2 separate regions of the Homo sapiens genome follow, and region 2 is linked to region 1. Evidence: read pairs that join two places in POLR2A ChIA-PET (ENCODE). Cell type or tissue: Panc1. All regions are shown on one strand. Each heading gives the region's core, and the rest is flanking DNA. Links, peaks and the distances in the headings are about the cores only. Region 1 has its middle 11 kb from the start of PLCH2. Region 2 overlaps RER1 (retention in endoplasmic reticulum sorting receptor 1).

Region 1 (4,373 bases), core at 104-4,103:
TCACATGGGGCCCTGGGGGCTGAGGCAGTAGGGGATCTTTGTGCTGGGGACACAGCAGGGCCTTAGAGGGGCATCCCTTGCCTTACTCTGTGCTCCCACCCCCTAGCCACTGCCCAGGACAGGAGGTCGCTCAGCCCATCCTGGTGCCAAGATGTGTGTCGGGGTGGTGGGGGTGGATCTGGCCCTTCGAGGCCCCCACAGTGGGCTTAGTTTCCTAACCGAAGCCGTAACATCCATAGAACTCTTAAACCAGGCAAGAAAGCAACACGGAATTCGCTTTGATGTTGAATAATTAATGAAATGTCTGAGGTATGGGCTTCTGGGCTGTGTCTCTCCCAGCCGCAGAGCTGTCAGCACCGTCTCGTCATTGGAGGGGCCTGCATTTCTGTCTTTAAATGTGCGCTTGGCACCTCTGAGAGGTAATTAGGACGTTCTGTGCACGATGAGGAGGCTGGGGTGCTCACCTCCAGGGGGCTGCAGGGCCAGTGCGACTGTTGTGGACCAGCCCCGGAGGGGGAGCTGCAGGGTCAGCTGGGCTGTGAGACCCCGGGCAAGAGTCCCCTGCCTCAGTTTCCCTATCTGAAAAGTGAAGAGGTTGGATCCAGGGGCCTCTGGGGGCCCGTCGAACTCAGACATTCCAAGGTGGTGGAGGAGCAGAATCAGGGACACATGGGGGACCTCGCTGTGTCCCCAGGTCGCCCTGGTGCTGGTAGGCAGGCTGCAGAGCCCCTGCCTGCTGAAGTTTGCTGAACGGGGCTGCAGCCGAGAATCTGTTTACTGCAGCAGGTCATCGGGAAGCGTTTCCTTGGAGACATATGTAGGACAGAACTCGGAAGCTGAAACCGAGGCACCCCACGAAGGCCCCACACCGCTGGCGGGAGGCGGTTTCTCAGGGCTCTGCTCCTGGAGGCTGCTGGGAGACAGCTGCAGCCCGGAGACTGGTCAGAGCCCGCGACCCGAGAACAGGGCTCCTAGCCCCTCCTCACAGCAGTGGCCACCCAGGGGGATATCACACTTGGACCTTTGGTGCAAGAATGTCCCCCGCCAGACCGCACTGAAGGTGCCCACTGCCCTCCTCTGGGAACCCTCCTCCCCATGGCCTGAGCCAAGGCACCAGCTGGCCAGGCCCTTGGAGAACTGCTGGTCCTCCCTGGTTCAACACAGGGAAACTGAAGCCGGAGAGGCAGTGAACTCCCATGGGGCACACAGAGTCGGGCAGAGTCAGGGTGTGAACTGGGGTCTCCTGAGCTGGCCGGAGCACTGCCCTTCCCGGCTCCTGTCTACAGTGGCATTTTCTGGAACACACTCAGGGCACCCCTTGCTGGCAGCCCCAGAGGACATGGTGCTGGGCTTCTGTGCGGTGGGATCGCTCGGCAGCTGGTTGCGGGTGTGACCAGGGCACTGGCCTCCCTGGCGGCACAGGGTGCTGCCCACTGTCCAAGAGAGGGCTCTGGGGCTCAGAAGCAGCTGGGCTGTGGGAAGTCCTGGGGGTGGAGTCTCTTTCCATGGGGTTCGAGTGTTGGCAGGGGGGCTTCACGAGCTTCTCCCCTCCCCACTCTGCCCTTACTCTGGTCTTCCCGATGTGCATCTCCATCTTTCCATCCTTGGCTTTCTCTGGGGCTGTTTGTGCTCAAACACAGGGTCACCTGCGGGCTCAGAATTGGCAATCCTGACGCAGGCTGGTGCATGGAGTGCTTATCTGGCCCCTGGGCATGCACACGAGTGCACAGAGGTCCTCAGGGGTGCCTGGGAGCCTGGAGCAACCCTGGCCTATAGTGGCCCCTGTCTTTGGGCTGGCCGTGTCTTCCTGAACCTGTGCCCTGGGGCAGGGGCCACCTAAATGGTTTTCTTTGGAGATGAGACGTGAAGGAACTTTTGCTGCAGGATGGCTGAGGAGGGGGGCCACCTCCTGCTCCCCCAAGCCAATGGAGAAAGCAGGAATGGAAGGTGCACTGCAGGGAAGCCGGGGCCTGGGCTCTGTCCGGACTCAGCTGCCTCCCACCCCTACCCCTGTGAGATGCTGGGTGGTGCCCTGCCTGCTTGGGGCCTCTGTCCAGCCTGCAGGGCAAGAAAGCCCCTCCAGCTGAAAGAGATGAGATGGAGACACTGCGGACTCTGGGGTGGGCAGCATGGAGGTCAGGGCAGCACCTGGTTCAGGTGGCCTCGGGCTCACGGCCAGCTCTCAGTCAACTCACACAGACTGAAGACGGGACCCTCAGGCTCGGCTCTGCAGGAGGCGTTAGGGGCTCAGCAGGCCCTGAGGCTGGGCTTGGTGTCACTGAAGCCCAAGAGGGCAGGGGAAGTGGCTGCCTTTGTGTGCAGAGCCAGGGCCCGGGGAGCAGGTGTGCAGTGTTTCCATTGCACATCAAGGAAACTGAGGCACAGGGGAAGGGGGATCAGCTCTGCCCACCTACAGGCCTAGCTGAGAACCTAGGGCTGTGGGCCAAGGTCTAGGCTCGCCCTGTCTCAGGGTGTGGTCTCCTCCGGCCTCTGTCCTGGCAATGCCTGTGAACCCAAGGAGAGATCCAGCCAGGGCTCACAGCCAAATCCAGCCTTAGACTGTGGGGACAGGGGCAGCCTCTCAGACCCGGAAGGCAAGAACCAGTCCCAGAAAGCGGGGCTGAGGAGACACAGCTCTGGGCCTACAGGGTGGGGACCCTCTGCCCTCTGCCCTCCACCCTCCGGCCAAGGCAGAAGCTGGGTCTGGTCCTCCCAGCTGTGCCGGCCCATGGGCAGGGGCTCTGGCGGGCTCACAGCTGGCTCTGCGTCCCTGGATGTGCTTGTTCCTTCCAGTCGCCTTCTTCAAACGAGGAGAAAATTAAACTCCCTGGGGCCTGGCTCCCCTGCCACCATGGTGCCTCCTCACCTGCTGCCCGCCGCCTGCCGCCCGCCACCTGCCACCCGCCGGGCCAAATGCTCTCAAAGACAGAATTCTGCTTAAATGCCCAGAAAAGAGATTTAGGAGATCAGAATCTTAAGCAAATTAACATGTGCAGCGGGCGGCTTTTAATCACCGCCTTTAATCGCAGGCCGCGGTGACGGAAATCATCTCCTGGCTGAGTGGCGGGCGGGGCTGGCCCTGAGGATGGATTATTCCTTAGAACCTGAACCTGGGTTTCACCGGCCTCTGGAAGGGGGCTCAGGGGCCTCTGTCCACTCCAAGGAGGCGTGGCTGGGTCGGGACCTGCAGCCCGCACACCCCTCTCCCTCCTTCCCACCCTTGGGCGTGTCTGTGGCTTTCGCCTTCTGTCTCCTCTCCCCACCTCAGTTTCTCCCTTCTGAGACTTGGGGCTGCTGGCCCTTTCCTGAGTGGACTGTCCCAGGGGACATGCAGAGCCCAGGTGTGGGGGATGCTGGGACGCCTGTTGCTCCTGGGCCACTGGTTGCCTCTGGCACACGTGCACTGCAGTGTCATTGCCTGGACAGCCCCCATTGTGGCCTGGCCTCCCCTCAGCCCTGCCACTCAGCTCAGCACCGGGACCCACTGAGACCTGGGGCCCAGAGGGAGGGGGCCGCCCCTCCCTTCTCGCAGCTGTGCCCAGCCAGGCGGACACAGGCCCTGGGACCCTGGCTGTGCCGAATGGGTCGTGAGAGAGACTGTTCATTCACGAGGGCAGGTCCCAAGAGCCCAGGGCAGGGGCTGGTCCAGCCGAGGGTCCTAGGCCACCTGAGTGGTGGTAAAGGCAGGAGGCAGCTCCTTTGAGGGTGCCAGGCAGCTGCGCCCAGGGGCCTTCCTTGGCAGGACCCAGGTGGTGACTGCAGCTGCTGGTGGCTCCCCTCCCCCTCCACACCTGGGGCCCCGCATGGCAGGAGGTGGTCACACCTTGAGGTGGCAGCGGCTCAGAGAGCCCAGAGGCGGCCCCACATCCTCCTGCCCGGGCCTGCGTGCCTGCCTGCCCTGCCCACATCCGGGGCTCAGTGTCCACACAAGCCTCCCAGGCCGCACTCTGGGATGGGGGCTCAAGGCCCCTTGGGGCAGAGGTGGTACCTTTCAGAACACCCCCCATGGGTGGACGTCTCTTTTGTCTGGAAAATGTTACGTCCCTCAGATGCTGGGAGCAGCGCGTGCAGGGGGAGGCAGAATGCTGGCTCGGAGAGGGAGAGGACCCCAGCGCGGGCAGCTCAGCACTGGACAGACAGGGCAGGGAGGCGAGGGGCTGGGAGAGCACAGGAAGGGGTGTAGCAGCACGCAGGGCTGCAGCCGTCACCGTCACCATCACCAGGAGCTACTGCTGGAACTCGGCCTCCCCCAACGCTGGACGCCCCCCAGGGCAGCCAGTGAAATGTCACCTCAATGACCCTTGGCAGTGCTCAGCCCTTCCCAGAGGCCCTCCTGGGGTGAGTGGCTCTTCTTGGCTGCAGCCTGCGGGGCC
Region 2 (4,373 bases), core at 320-4,319, 61 kb before region 1:
GGAGTGCGCACCGGCTTCTGTGGTTGTGGCCTGGGGAGGGCAGGCCCTCTGTCCTCCCTCCTCCTCCCTCCTCCTCCCTTCCTCCCTCCTTCCTCCCTCCTTCCTCCCTCCTCCACCCTCCCTCCTCCCTCCTCCTTCCTCCCTCCTTCCTGCCGCCTCCTCCCTCCTTCCTGCCTCCTCCTCCCTCCTTCTCCCTCCTTCCTCCCTCCTCCTCCCTCCTTCCTCCCTCCTCCTCCCTCCTCCTCCCTCCTCCTCCCTCCTTCCTCCTTCCTCTCTCCCATCCCCAGCCTTGTGGCTCCTTTTGGCTGGCAGAGGGACTAGCCTTCTCCTGGAGTCATTTTTGAGAGGGGTTTGAGCCGAGGTGTCCGTGTCTGCACGGGTAGGCAGAGGTGGGTGGTGCAGCCGTCAGAGGGACGGGAGCGTGTGCATCCGTTTGTCTTGTCCCTCATACCCCACTCTGGGAGCACAGGAGGAACCCAAGTCTGTTAGATCAGTAAACTGAAGGAGCCTGCTGAGCTCGTGGGGCTCCACGCCTTGACTTTGCAGCCGCAGATGGAGTGTGGTACAGAAAGATCAGGGGCCCTGGAAGCCACCAGAAGCTTGGACTAGGAAGGGAGAGCTGAGCCTCCAGGGCCGTGGCATCTGTTGGCCATGTGCTGGGACGGGAGGGAGCACTGGTGGCCATGCCACAGTGACAAGGTGAAGGCCCTGGATGGTCCACAAGACACAGCCTGGGTTTCTCTCCAGATCGCAGGCCCAGCCAGCAGGCATGGGGCCCCCAGCCTCAGTACTGATGCTTTATACTTTGTGTAGTTTTAAGAAGAATTGTGTCTTTCAAGGGAGTAAGAGAAGGATGTTTCTGTGGTTAGGGCAGTACATGTCTGTGAGCTACATGCAAAGGGTCCTGCTGCTGCTGTGCCCAGGGTAGACCCCTCCTTTCCACAGGGATGCTTCTGTTTGCGGGGACGGTCGGTGCAGCTGCAAGGCTGGAGGCGGCCGGCAGGTGCCCGGTGCTGGCTGCAGATGCGGCGCTAACCTTCTCTCCCCACTTGAAGGCATGCGGCTACCAAGGGCATCCTTGTGGCTATGGTCTGTACTTTCTTCGACGCTTTCAACGTCCCGGTGTTCTGGCCGATTCTGGTGATGTACTTCATCATGCTCTTCTGTATCACGATGAAGAGGCAAATCAAGGTAAAGCAGAGGCGCTGCCGCCACGCCGGCCGCAATCGCTGTTCTGTTACCCGCAGCATTGGGGGAGCTGTGCTGGGCTGTGGTGGGTGGTGGCAGAGTCTGCCTGGTGTGAATGTGGAGCTAAGTGGCACCGTCTTGTGTGTGACGAGGACACTGCTCCGTTCCCAGCACGGCCGGCTAACTAAACGGGGAGCGCAGCTGTGGGAGCGGGCGGGCTCTTGGTGGAAACTTTGTGGAAGCCGGGTGGGAGAGCCCCGGCGAGTGCAGTGTCCCGGTGGCTCCTCTTAGGGTGCCCAGTGCCCCGCGCCAGCCTGCCCGAGGAGGAGGGTGTTAGGGGGAAGTTAGCCGAGACTGCGGACTGTGCCCTTGACGGTGTGGCCTTCGTGCTGCGGGCCTCACTCTGTGCCCGGGGTGTTGGCTGCAGAGAGGGCCCTGGGCCACCTCACATCCCCCTTGCCCTTCCTCCACGGGAGGCTCACGAAGCACTGGGATTGATGGGGTTTCAAACCTAGGCCTCGTGGGCTGTGGAAGGTCTTGCTGTGTTGATGTGGGCGCAGGAAGCCACTGGGGCTCCGATTCCACTTGTCTGATGTATAGAAAAGATGGGGGACCTTTGGCCGCTCAGATTTGGGGACAGTGTGACTGACTGGAGAGCGGTTGTGCAGTAACTGAGTCTGTGTTTCTCTCCCCAGCACATGATTAAGTACCGGTACATCCCGTTCACACATGGGAAGAGAAGGTACAGAGGCAAGGAGGATGCCGGCAAGGCCTTCGCCAGCTAGAAGCGGGACTGAGGCTGCCTCACGTGTTGCAAGAACAGTTTTGAGCCATTGTTAACAATGCCTTTTTTCTTCACATAAAGTAGTTGATTACGAGGGAGTCAAATTTTCTTTTTAAAAAGGAGCTTCAATGATTTGTAACTGAAATATCAGGTTCTAGAAGAAACTGGCGCTTAAACCAAATCGCATGGATTTCTTTTTCAGTGACGTTCAAGTGTTTCTCACGGATGGAATTCTAGTCAGCTGCAGGCGGGAAGCCAGGCGGGTGGAGCCCATGGGAGCAAGGGCGAGTGGCCGGTCCCCGCTGTGCCAGGTGGGCAGGCAGGAGCAAGGCCTGCGAGGGAGGAACGGGCCGCTCCCCGCCAGCCGCCTTCCCCAGCAGCCGCAGGTGGTGCCAGCCACTCCACAGAGCCCGAGGGATGATCTAGCCTGATTCCTGCGTGTCCGAAAGAACTTAACGTTTTAAAGGTGATTGTCAAGTAACTGTGTGGGGTTCTAATGCCAGTTTCCTAATTCCATCTCACTGGAGATGTTTAAAGTTGGCCTCTATCCTAATGACTCAAAACTTGGTTCTTAACTACCATGATTGCTTTTGAGGGCCCGGAATTATAAATATATATTATATTTTAATTGTTTGAGATTATTTTGACACATTTCTTTGATACGTAGAGTGTTTTGTTTTTAATTTAAATCTGTCCTCATGCAACCCTCCATGAGGGGCAGCGAAGCTGGCAGGGAGCAGACTGGCTTTGTAGGTTCAGCACTCGGCCCCCCACTGCGGGAGAGGCGGAACCCACTTGCATGTCAGCGTTTTTGATTCGAGAAAAGAAATACTCTCAACGTTTTACCAAGTGATTTTACCTCCACCTTTACTAAAGTCTTTACCTAAAACATGGCAGTCGCTGGACACAGGAAAGCCCACCTTTTGTTTGGCCTTTTCGAAAGGTGACCCATATTGCACAGCAGAACATCACAGCTGTGGTCCCAGATGAGACACTGACATGCGAGTGAAGGCCTCTCCTCCTGGGCCCCGGGCTGCGCAGGCTCCTCACTCTGGGCGGTGTTTCCTGTCTCAGAATTGACACGGTGAATGCTTAGTGTCTGGATTTTCTTGTACCAGTGTTTACATATCTGACATCGAGCTCCTCTAAGAGGCCACGTTCAAGCTTGTGTGTCCCTGACCCAAGATAGCCAGTGCTGCTCCCAGGTGGTACTTCTGGTACCGTGTTGAGACACTTGGGATTCTCAGACTGTGGACAGGAGTGTTTGTCATTTTTCATACTGTTTTCTTAATAAGCGCTCAGGCCTAAGGTGTGACAGGAAGTCGCACGCGCTTGGCCAGAGCACAGTGAAGCAAAGGACTGGGTGCTGATGGATGGAGCCACGGCGGCATCTGCCCACCCGGCCGCAGCCCCCAGTGCCTCTCCTGGTGGTCCTCCCAGTCTAGAGGGTCACGGCCCCCCCGCCCTCCTCCGTCTCTGGCAAGCTGACCTTGACTAACCCAGGAATACAGGGTCATCCTCATTCCTAAGTAAGTCAAACAGCAAGACATGGTTTGCGCGGGTCTTTGCCGGAAGCCGGTCCTGCTGGCCAGGTGTTTTACGTCAGCAGGGAAATGTGGCACACGCCCTCGAGGCATTTTAACACTGCGCTTCAGGAAATCTCAAGTTCCATCTTGTGTTAGTAACGTACCCACATTTTGCTGGAGTTAGTTTATTAAAGATGCCTACGGTGAACTCTCTGGCGCAGGTTAAATGCAGTTTTGAAAACCTGGAAACATCAAATGGAGGCGGGAAATAGGCTGGGGCCGAGCTGAGGGGCTGAACACAGCAGTGACCGTGGGTCAGCAGGTCGCCTGCCCAGCAGGCCCCCCAGGAGAGGGCTCGGGCGCCCCTGGCAGCCCCCATACCCCCAGGACCTGGCTCGTGAGTGCGTCTGGGTCAGGAAGAGACCTCTCTGTGCGTCTCAGGCTGAGATGCAGATTTCTGTTTTCTAAAACTGGAAGCGACCTTGACGTGTATTGAAGGTGTGTGTGCCAAATGCTTCCGACGGAGGTGCTGGCCTTGGTTGGTTTCTCTCTGCCCCGTGTGGTCATCAAGTCCTGGGGGATGTGCTCTGCCCAGCCGCCCTCGGGGAGAGCAGCGCCGCCTCCCATGGGGCCGTGGGGCTGCTGTTCTCACTGCACTGGCTGAAGCAACCCGCCAGCCTCCGTGCCCCACCCCACCCAGCACGCACTCATTCAGTCCATTGCCTTAACACAAGCCTGATGGGGCTGTTTTCTCACAATATAAACGAATAAAGTGTCTTCTGGCCTACTTCTGAATTACTTCTCAACTGTATGGTTTGGGGAAGGGAGGGAAACCTAAAATCCCGTCCAAATAAGTGAAATTCCTGAAGAAGTGG

Evidence for each region. ChIA-PET counts read pairs that join two places held together with the same protein. Peaks named below come from ENCODE experiments on the same cell type or tissue, not always from the same donor. Only the 100,000 strongest peaks of a DNase experiment are listed, where the experiment ranks them.
Region 2: POLR2A ChIA-PET joins it to region 1 with 5 read pairs; 1 of 35 experiments calls an interaction of 5 or more read pairs at or near these places.

What each region holds. Positions count from the first base shown.
Region 1 is chr1:2,462,701-2,467,073 of GRCh38, forward strand. It overlaps a transcript of PLCH2 not described here. Among named protein-coding and RNA genes, the nearest start is that of PLCH2, 11 kb to the right of the region's middle. In Panc1, for the core only: no CTCF peak of the experiment used is centred there; no DNase peak of the experiment used is centred there; H3K4me3 peaks cover 137 bases; H3K27ac peaks cover 2,458 bases.
Region 2 is chr1:2,401,152-2,405,524 of GRCh38, forward strand. RER1 (retention in endoplasmic reticulum sorting receptor 1) reads left to right here. Exons shown (of 7, transcript NM_007033.5): 6 at 1,056-1,191; 7 at 1,884-4,285. The coding sequence ends at 1,973. PEX10 (peroxisomal biogenesis factor 10) reads right to left here. Exons shown (of 6, transcript NM_002617.4): 6 at 2,823-4,373. Among named protein-coding and RNA genes, the nearest start is that of PEX10, 9.2 kb to the right of the region's middle. In Panc1, for the core only: no CTCF peak of the experiment used is centred there; no DNase peak of the experiment used is centred there; H3K27ac peaks cover 603 bases.